Linked DNA regions of Homo sapiens: region 1 is linked to region 2. Evidence: chromatin loops called from intact Hi-C (ENCODE). Cell type or tissue: mammary epithelial cell. All regions are shown on one strand. Each heading gives the region's core, and the rest is flanking DNA. Links, peaks and the distances in the headings are about the cores only.

Evidence for each region. Hi-C counts contacts between places; a loop is a spot of excess contacts. Peaks named below come from ENCODE experiments on the same cell type or tissue, not always from the same donor. Only the 100,000 strongest peaks of a DNase experiment are listed, where the experiment ranks them.
Region 1: a loop joins it to region 2, with 4 times the contacts of the local background. A loop is called at or near these places in 8 of 110 quality-filtered maps.

Annotation. Positions count from the first base shown.
Region 1 is chr3:29,451,919-29,457,310 of GRCh38, reverse strand. All of the region lies in intron 2 of RBMS3 (RNA binding motif single stranded interacting protein 3), which reads right to left. Among named protein-coding and RNA genes, the nearest start is that of RBMS3, 170 kb to the right of the region's middle. In mammary epithelial cell, for the core only: no CTCF peak of the experiment used is centred there; a DNase peak (open chromatin) is centred at 2,760; H3K27ac peaks cover 2,941 bases.
Region 2 is chr3:29,285,205-29,290,596 of GRCh38, reverse strand. The region is part of intron 1 of RBMS3 (RNA binding motif single stranded interacting protein 3); the gene reads right to left. Among named protein-coding and RNA genes, the nearest start is that of RBMS3, 6.8 kb to the right of the region's middle. In mammary epithelial cell, for the core only: a CTCF peak has its summit at 3,141; DNase peaks (open chromatin) are centred at 4,606 and 5,056; H3K4me3 peaks cover 1,792 bases; H3K27ac peaks cover 4,008 bases.

The DNA.
Region 1 (5,392 bases), core at 308-5,307, 170 kb before region 2:
AGAGGCTTTTGGAGTAAGAGACTGCAGAGACCTAGGTGGAGGTAGTCAAAGGAAGGATGAGGAGAAAGGGATGAACAAACTCGAGAGACATCTAGAAGATAGACATGTTAGGACGTGGCAACTGGTTGACTATGGAGGTGGAGAAGAAGGGAGGTGTAGAAGATGTCTGCCAGATTACTGATTTGAGTGAGTCAAACCTGACTGTGTCAACTCATGCCACAGGCTCACATACACTATTCTACCTGGGATGAAGTGTGACTCTGAGCATGGCTGTGCTGTCCCATGGGTGTGCTTTTTTCCTGTGGCTCACCATAACCATCATAATACAACCTGTCCTACAAGAACCATTTCAAAAGATCCTATCCATATCTTCTCATTCTGATTCAATCTTTATCACAGTACTTTATGTCCAGCCTCCTTGTGTAAAAGTTAGTTATATACTTTTAAAATTCCTATGCTATGCCTTTCTTCACCTGTGTATTGTCAGGACTTATGCCCTACCATGTATTTCTTATATCACCCTCACATGCAAACACTTGATTTTTACATTGAACACACTTACTTAAAGATGAGAGTTTAATTTTTTTAGTTCCCACAAGTACTCATGTAGGCAAATATTTTTGAATAATATCTTAGAAATACAATATCCATTTTTTCCTATTATAAAAAATACTATTACTGTGAAAATGGTCTTTACTTTCCTAGGCATCTTAATGAATCCTGATATTGTTCATAATCCCACATAGTATGAATAAAAAGTTGTACATAATATATCCAGTGGCACACAGTGGATTGGATAAATTGCAGAGGATTGTTCTCCGGAGTGAATTATCATCACTAAGATGCGTATCCATATTCTATTCTGAGCCAAGCTCATCGCTGCTGCTGTGAATCCATTGTGCAGATATTTGTGCTCGTGATGTGCCTTTATGCATTCTATACTTTATTTTTAGTATAATATGGTATTAACTTCTGTATTAGAGCAAATTACAGGGAGAGTGGAAAACACATGTTTTAAAATTTTCTCACTCTTCTGAATTAAACACTCAAGATAAATAAAGGATACTTTGGATATCACATAATTTTAAAGTAAACTCTACTTCAAATAAAATTTTTTAATTACTATTTATAAAATACTCCACAGAAACTAAGCCTATTTCCATGACACACTTAATTTGGATTAAATAAAATGGTGACTATCATATTAAATATTAGCGATACATAATAGAGTTGATCCTCATTATTCACTGATTCTGTATTTGCAAATTTGCCTACTTGCTAACATTTATTTGTAATCCCCAAATCAGTACTCACAGCAGTTTTGAGGTCACTTGACGACATGTACAGTGTGGTGAAAAATTTGACAGCCTGATATGCACATTCTTATCTGAGATAGAACAAGGTGATGGTCTGCCTTCTTGTTTCAGCTCTCTTATCGTAAACAAGTATCCTTTTTGGGATCTATTTACTGCCATGTTTTTCACATTTTTGTGATTTTTTTTTTTTTGTGCGTGTGTGTGATTTTGCTGTTTAAAATGGTCCCCACGTGTAGTGGTAAAGTGCTCTCTAGTGTGTTCCTAAGTGCCAGGAAGCTAGGATGCACCTTCCTGAGAAAGTATGTGTATTAGATAAGCTTTGTTCAGGTATCAGTTACAGTGCTTTGGCCTTGAGTTTGTAAATTATAAACTTAATTTTGATTTGATTGACAAATGTCAATGAATTAACAATATCTATTAAGTAGGTGTCTTTAAACAGAAACATGCAAAACAGTTACACATTAACTGGTTGATGAGAAAGTTGTGATCAGAGGCTTGTGGGAATCTTACCCTACACTTTCCACAGGAGCTCTGGTTCAATATTTGATAATCCAGTGTTTGCGGTGACTTCATAGAAAAACATTCTGTGAATAACAAGAATCGACTCTACCTCTGTATTTCAAACTTTAAATGTACTTGCTGTAAATGGTGTTAATTTTTATTTACTATACAATTTAATTTCCCTAAAATCATAATGTATACAATAAAGGATAAGACAATTCCTGCTTTCAGAATCCTCAGGCTAACAGAAGAGATGAAAATGTATTAAAGAACTAGAACACAGGGTGAAAACTGTGATGATCGAGATATAGGCAAAGTGAAACGGGAACATACATGTATGTTGTGGCGAACGATCCTGCAAAAATTGGAGACAAAATGTAGAGTGCATTATGAAATGCATGTGAGTTTCTTAGGTATGAGTGAGTGTTCAACAGATAGATAGGGAGGGAGATGGAGTAAATAGAGGCTCAAACACAAATTATTCAACTATGACTTCATGAACAAAAATGCCAAATACCAATGTGCTATTTTGACGTTGAAATGCATAGCTACATTTTAAAAAACACTCAGATCTAATATTATAAAATTATTTGGAAATGAAGTATTCATTAAACTACTAATAGAATTTTTCCTGAAACTATGTATGTGACTCTGCTTTGTCTGTGACCTAGATAGCCCTGAGGGTTGTTTTATATGTTGGGCTACAACATTAAGGTTTCTTGGATAAATGTTCAAATAAGTAAAAGAGTTATCACTGTATCGAATCAAAGAAAAGGCAACAGAAAATTTTTACCATGGCAGAATACCATTGAAACTATACTCTCATTCTACTTACTTCATTTATGTTAAGTGCTGGATATTCTAGTCATAAACTTAGTTCCAGAAAGTGATTACATATGTGGAATAAAAGACACGATTCATAGAAAGCGTCCTGTTGGTGCTTGTCCTGGGTGGTGACGCGGATTAGAGACAATAGAGCTCTTGTTCTTCCATGCCAATATTTTTAATAGATCCACCATTGTAGTATACTTCAACTTTCCCTGGGAGAAATTACCAGATCCTTTCAAAGATGTTGAGAATTACCCAGGAATCAACATGGAGGACACAGTGCTGCAAACAGTATTACGGTGTCTGTGAGTGAACAGAGGGAAACTAATCTTGCCAGAGTCCCTTCTCCTCACTCCCACCCCAACAAAAGAAGAGGGATGAGTGCTTTCTAAATATGCTGTGCCCAACTCCTGCTAACTCAGTTTAAATTCATCAGCAGCTGCAGCAAACTTACAGATGGTGCCAGATCCCAGGAGGGGAATACCTACAGGGAGCTGGGGCCTCCTGGAAAGCTATACTTTCTCCCTTCCAAAAGCTTAACATCAAACTATTCTCAAGGTCCAGAAGTTCTGGCAGAAAAAGGGAGTTGAAATGCCTAGGGAAGAAATTTTTTTTCCACTTTGGAAATACAGAGAAAATTTACTTAAGACTGTGATCACCTATTGCTACTATCATTACAGTCACTGGTTGTGGCTCTATCTTGTGGGCCAGTTTCTCTTCCCTCACCTCCTCCAGTTCATTTCCTCTGACAAGTTTGCTCACCAGGTCCCTCAGTCTTAGCACTTTTCACAAAGAACAGTGCAAAATAGATGCCAGCAGGGCCAAAGGGAGATGCCAGCAGGCTGTCACTTCATCACCCCTGGCTAGCGTGGAATGCCAGCAGCTCATATTGATTCTGCCCTCTTCCAGCCAGCCTCTAGTGCAAGCATGCTCTGGCCAGTGCCCCCACAGTGTCAGCCACAGCTGCCAAGAAATCTCTTAACTTTACGTGGTCTATAAGCATCCTAATTCCAGCCAGACACCACAGCTCAGGACGCATGCAGGACAACCTGCTGGAGACGACCCTTGCCAGGCCAAAGCCCACCATGAGGCTGGAAGAGAACAAACCCAGAGAAAGCCTCAAGGGTTTGGTTACTAACTGGGTTGGGGGATCTGGCAACAGAGACATGGCCTCAGGCACACTGCTCGGATTCGCTGCAATAACCAGCTGCTTGTCTGGCTGCTTGTCGCCAAATAGTAATCTTGGCATGTAGCCATTAGGCTGGCACCAGGTCTGAAATGCTGCAGTTCAACAATTTTCACCAGGCTGTGCCAAACCAGAGACACAGAACACTTCCTTGTCTAAAATCCAATCCAGTGGTATCTACTTCCTGTGGAAGCCCTAAGTCCCAGTTTTCTTTACCTAAGTGGAGTAAAAGCATTCCAGAGAAAATGGCTGAAAAGCAAATGCTACATACTAAAACATATCTTCCAAATGAGTTCAAAGTCAAACATTTGAGATTAGCTAAATTTCACATCCTGGAAGCAGCTGCCCTTGTCCCTGAGGCTTCTGTCTTAGCAAGCAAGGGAAGCAGCGGGGATTCAAAGAGCTTTCAGTGTAAACTCTGTGAATATGTAGATTTTCTCCAATGTATCAACATATTAATAGCAAGATTACAAGTATTAGGTTCTATACGTCCAGAATGCATTAAAATTTACACCAATTTTTAAAACATTTTCAGGCTATGTAAACTTGACCCTGAAAAATGTATATTCAAGCATACTTTCAAAATTTTGCATGCAATTTTAGTGACCTCTTAGAACCCTTGTTGAGGACCCAGCTTTACCTTAACTTATTCTGTTTATTATAAAATTCCTGGTTTGAGCTACTCAGGAAGGATAGTGACAATGTATGTTTCTTTCCATTTTATTGCAAGTTTTTACCTGTTTTCATAAACTATAACCTAGGTCCCCTACATAAAATCAAGCAAATAAATGTCAAATAATTTGATGGGACATTAATAATAACTGATTCCTGTGGCTCAACAGCTGAAACTCTTTCTTATCTCCAGCTTTCCTGGACTGGTTTCAATTCTTTTCGCAAAATATACCAAACAACACTTGAAGTTGGCTTACGGGCATTCTAGGTGTCAGAATAATGTAATTATTGACATTTGAAATCCTAAATCTCTCTTTTTTTCCCAATTATTTCAAGAAACCTTGCTTTTGGTATAGATTTTGCAGAAATTTGTTGATTCTAGATCACAGAGTAAAATATATGAGAATGCTCTTAAATAGAACCAGGTCAAAGCCTCCAAAAAAAGGAGGCAGGTAATAAGCCATGGGTTTTCTCATTTTTGCTTCCATTGATCCAGATGGCAAGACTGTATATCTATGCTCTGTTTAAAACTCGTCCACACACCCTGAGGATTGTTGAAAATAGGAGGTACAACAGAGAGTTAAATAAGCTGAGAATCAACTGGGAGGGACATTTCCTATTGAGAGGGAGCCATATATTGTACATATCACAGCCAGAGACTACGAGCTTCTTACACAGGAAAATCCCTGTTATCTGACGTCATGCCTAAATGTATAACTTGACATCCTTCAAGCATAATGGACACATCTAGATCCAGAAAACAACTGCTCTGAAAGTCCATGGCCTAATTTGTGTTTGTTCATGCAAAATATCCCTCATAACACTCACTATGCAACTTTGATTTTTCCTCCTCTTTTCAGGGGAAACAAAGGGGATTAGCAAATTGTGT
Region 2 (5,392 bases), core at 219-5,218:
GATTCCCTACCTACCTTAGACTAAAAATGCAATATTCTTATTTCTAAAGATGCAGTCAGAATTGGTGTACATTGGTAATGGACAGGATACCAGGGTTAATCCATGAACTGTCACCACCCTCCAAGGGTAGTTCCCACCAAGTCAAAGAAAATGAAATGTTGTTTTCTCATCTTTCAAGAAGAAATTAAAGGCCATAGGTCTGTCACATATTTATCTGTTGAGTATCCCGGAAAACAATCTGAAATTTTACATAAAGATGGAGATGAGATTAATTATTAGCAAATAATGTCACCAAAATCATTCCAAGTCTCTTAAATACTTCAAATACTTCACCTACTCAAAACTAGTTAAAAAATATATTTGCTTGAATTCTAAGTTATTTAATTTTAAGTTATATATTGGGTGTCAGAATACCATTTATATGATTGACAAGTGTTAAAAGAAGCAACATGAGAATTTACAGACATCGACAATAGCCTCAAATATGACTCACATACATAAGAAAAACTTTCAATATATTTTAACCAGTTCCAGAAAACCAGATAGTTAGTATTGTTTTTTATTTCACTTTTCATTAAATTGTCATCAGTCAGGGAAAATGACTAAGTAGTAGTACACAGGATTAAAAAACAATAAGCTGTCTCTAAAAAAATCCATATTAAATTCTATGCATGATCTATATTCAGCTTGAAAATTATCAGCTAAGAGTGGGATGACCAGAAGATCATTTGCATCTAGCATATTGAATGTAATATATGCCAATTTCTTAACCTCACAATATAATGATAGGAAAGTTAAGTCTAAAACAAATTTAAATGTCAGCTCCTAAAACTTAAAATATTGTTAGATTTACTTTTCTCCTATTATACCTTACTTTCCACACAACAGGAAAGGGCACTATTAGGGTTCCCTTGACTAATAAGGCATGTAGTCGAGTCTCACTTTTGTATTTATCATTCATGAAACAAAATTCCGGGTTCCATTTACTTTTTATTTTCCTTGAGAATTTGATATATTTTCTTTAAGCCTTTTTATATGTCTATATTTGGATTCTTTATGCTTTTATAATATTAGGAACATAGTTAACTGTTTTAACCATTTGATGTATTATAAACATTCCCCCATCACTAAATATTCTACAACATAATTTTCAATGATTAAGTGGTGAAGAGCTATGCTTCAGCAAATAGAAATGGCCTTTACACATTTGAGGAGTTCCTAAACTCTTTTCTGTGTTAAAGACAGGCTACCCACCTCAGAGCTGAGTCTGTAATAAAGTAAATAAAAATATGCAGTTGGGCTTCAGAAATGATAACATTGCTACTTATGTATGGACCACCCTTCTCTTAACAGTTCAGTAACTTCATACCTTCCATAGCAGAGGCCACTATAATATATTGTTGAGGTCAGGGTTATTTCACCCATTTCACAAATGAATAAATGAACACACAGACTGATATGAACAGAAACCAACTTTCCCAAAGGATTATCTTCCTTGTTTTATACTCCAAATATACTCAGAGAAGCAAGCATAATAGGAACTTATGGACTAAGTTATATGAAAATAATGTATGATTTTTCAAAGCTTAAATAATAATTTAAAATAGCATATGTCATTTGCTTTCATTAATTCAGCTAACAGGGGCTTTTTGAAAAACAAGAAGGGAATCTCAAAAGAAAAAGTAGAAAAGATAATGTTCTTGTTTATATGCCCTTGGGGAGTTATTTCCCTCCTACAATACTACAGTATAGCTGAGGTAACCACAGTATTCAGTTCCCACGTTTTCTAGGCTACTATTCTGAGATTCAGAGATTGTAGGTTTTGCGGATTTGTAGGTTTTGGATTCAGTCGAAATAATATTTCATTAATTGTTATAGTTACACTGACTCCTTATAATCATTCATGAAACTAAAGTTGTCAGTATTTTAATGTGGCAATTCTAGTCTCCTTCATTAACTCAACTGGTTTAGCCAAACATGCATAACCATTTAGCTCTGCACCACCTGTAGAGAGGAAGTTAAATGAGGAAAAGTAAAGCATCATACTATCACAATTAAGTTTTTGGATACACCTTAATTTTACCCACTCAGAAGAAAAATTGTAACCACCACAATAAAGCTGGAAAAGGTCATGATTAAAGAATGGCTGTCATTTTGTTCCACTCCTGGGAACTTCTATCCACCCACTCCCAAGTGATGGACGTGTTTCTCTCAGTGCACTGGATTTAGATGTGTGAAAGGATGAAGACAGTTAAATTTTTCAAATCACCAGAGAGCCAGTAAAGCAGCATTTGATCTGCCCTGTGGAAAGCATCTGGGAACAAAAGAAAAACTCATGAATGACACAAAACCGAGGTCACCTGAAGATACCACTAAGATACTAAAGCAGGCTCAGCTATCTCACAATGGAAGGGATCCTAGTGAAGGAACCCAACCTAGAAACCAATGCATTGACATACAAATCAGAGAATTCCCCCACAAAATGATAGGATCTATTATCTTTCTTTTATTATCCTTACTTTTGAAATTTGATATTTATTAGGAATTGGTTTTGAATTATTAAAATTTTATTCGTGATTCCACATAATACATACTCCCTGAGTAATAAACCTACATGGATAAAACAAAACATTTTTAATAAGACCAGATTATCTGCCAATATCAACTTAAAATAAAAAAAAATAAAAACAAAACCAAGCAAAATTTAACTCATCTCAGTCTGCCACTCTCTTTTTCTTTTTAAAATTACTTCTGTCTAAAATCTGAAATCTAAAAATAGCCAATTCTATAAGCTTTCTCAAGGCCCTGAAAACAATCACATATGAATGGTAGTGATGATTAGTATGATTAATCCTATAGATTTATTATCTCTAGGAAGCTAGAGGTTATTAATTTTTATTAACAAATATTATTTCAAAAACACTGTATTAAATCACCTCATTAAAACTAGACACCTCTTTACGATAACATCTCTGTTACAGAAATGGAAGCAAAAGTTGTATGTCCTTGTGTATCTTTGTAATTTTTAACACTGGTAAGAAAAGAGCAATATTTATACAACACTGAAGAGCATCATATTTCCAAATATCTTTAAAAAGCAATATACTGCCACCTATTTTGCCATCTGTAAGTTGCTGATTCTTATTGCCTAATACTTTTCTTTAGGTATCAATGGGATGAAGGTTTTCTTACAATAGTTCCATAAATTAAAGTAGTAAAAAAAAATTTATAATTTCAAAACAGAAATGAGAAAGTCACTTTTGCTTTTTGAATGTGTACTCAATGGGAATAATTTTCATTCTTCCACTTGAATTGGTTTCAGATCTATTCAGCACCTATGTGTTTTCTAATTAAATGGCATGATCCACTCCACATTTTAAAAATGGTATTATATGTCTGTTTCCGTTTTCCGAGAGGATATTTTCTAAGCACATCCAAAATAGTTCAACATTTTCCCACTACTGCAAAAAATAGCAACACATATCCTCAACACACGTATTACACCACATGAATACATTTTCGCTTTTGGTCTCCCTTCAGTTCCATCTGCACTCTTGCTGTGCAATAGCTATAGCATAAAAACGTCTATTCTCACATGCTTTTGATATTACACTATTTAATCACATACAGCTGTGGCTTATGAGACTGTTACAAAACAATTTCAATGTAGTACTTGAAGCCAATTTTGAATAAACATCAACCATTTACTCTGAATAAAATGTTTGACATTAAAAAAGTTTTATTTTAAAAGAAAATACTTTTTTTGTTGTTTTGGTTTGATTTTAGAATTTGACATGGGCATAATTGTGACTGAACTCTCTCTGCCAAAAGACTGATAATGTCAAAAAGGTTGTGTAAAATCATACTAGTGCAAAAATGAAGCTTTCCAGAATTCCTGAAGCCAGAAAGACCTAGAATGAACTTGCATCCTCCCTTCTATATTGTGTCCCTCCCTGCAAATTATCCCTACCCCCAGCCCTCAGATACATTTTATTACTTCATGGAAATAATTTTGTGCTATAATTTTGTGCTATTTTTTTTCCAAATTGAAAGAAAGTGAAAGGAAAATGCTTTAGAAAGATGCTGTTAAATATACATGATATTTTCCTTAAGTTTGAATCCATTCTGGAGAAAAGAAAATACCATGAACTTTTTACGTTTCTACTCCTTTTAAGTAGGCACCAAACTCAGTGTTGCAAAAACAATGTCTATATCATGGAAAAAAAATAGCAAAACATGCACTGGGATTGTGTTCAATCCCACTGATAATGAAGGCTTGGGGGAGTTAAGAAAAAAAAACAAAACTAAGAAACAAGGATGGCCCCTTCCTTCTATTTTCCTCTTATTTGAAACCAATTAAAAATTCTATACAGTCTAAAGTGAGACAAACAGGATTTATCATAGTTTCATGCTATCATAGTTTCATGCTATTATATTACCCCCCGAAGCGAAAGAAAATATTTGGAGTTGTACCTAAAAATTCTATCGCTGGAAGATTTTAGAAAACTAGTTTTGTATGTTTCAGGCTTTCAAAGGAAAACAGAACTTTGGAGTTTTCAAGGCTGTTTTAAAACAACTGGCAAGTTACCAACTGGATATCAATGCAAATCTGAGGCAGGAAGTACTAAGGAAATTCTAAACTCATTCCCTCCCTCTGCAAGATTTTCTACATTTTCATGTGTAAGGAGGGTGTTACAGGGTTGTTTTGTTTTGCTTTTGAAGGATCTGTACATTCACATCTTTAAGAATATCCTTTGCTCCGTGGAAGCCTCTCTTCCTTCACCTACTTGTGTTTTCAAGCGTTTGCTCATTCTATGGCACAATCAATTGTGCTTCAGCTAGACTTTTAGAGACGGGTGGCTGCAGATGGTTGAATATTCAGCCTGAAATCAACGTGCAGTTGATTAACTACTTCTTACACCTGGCCCCTTCTTCATACCAGGCTCTGAACACAATCTGAGTATCACCAGCCAAGAAATTCTGTTTGGGTCCACTAGTCTGAACCTCTTTCTTCAAGACCTTCTGGGGAACCAGAAGGGAATGCAGTAAATTCATGTGAGAGCAACATCATTGGCAACTGGGCACTGGATTGGTAGAAACATAGTGAACTGGTAAGGGTGTGGAAAAGGAAGAAAGGAGAAACTTGCTGTGTGTGCTTAGGTAACTTTTTAAGTTTTATGAAGATGACTAAAGTTTTCCAAATATATGTGAGAGAAATATCTATTTCTCGGCTGGAAAAAAATCAATTCACCGGGCTGTAACCAGGTTTTCTTCTTTTTAGCTTACCTAGCTTGACTAATTTTTTTTCAAGAACCCCCCATCCACCCCCACCTACTCCCCACCACCACCCCCACCCCCACCCCACCCCGGCAAGTACCTCAAAAATTCAGAA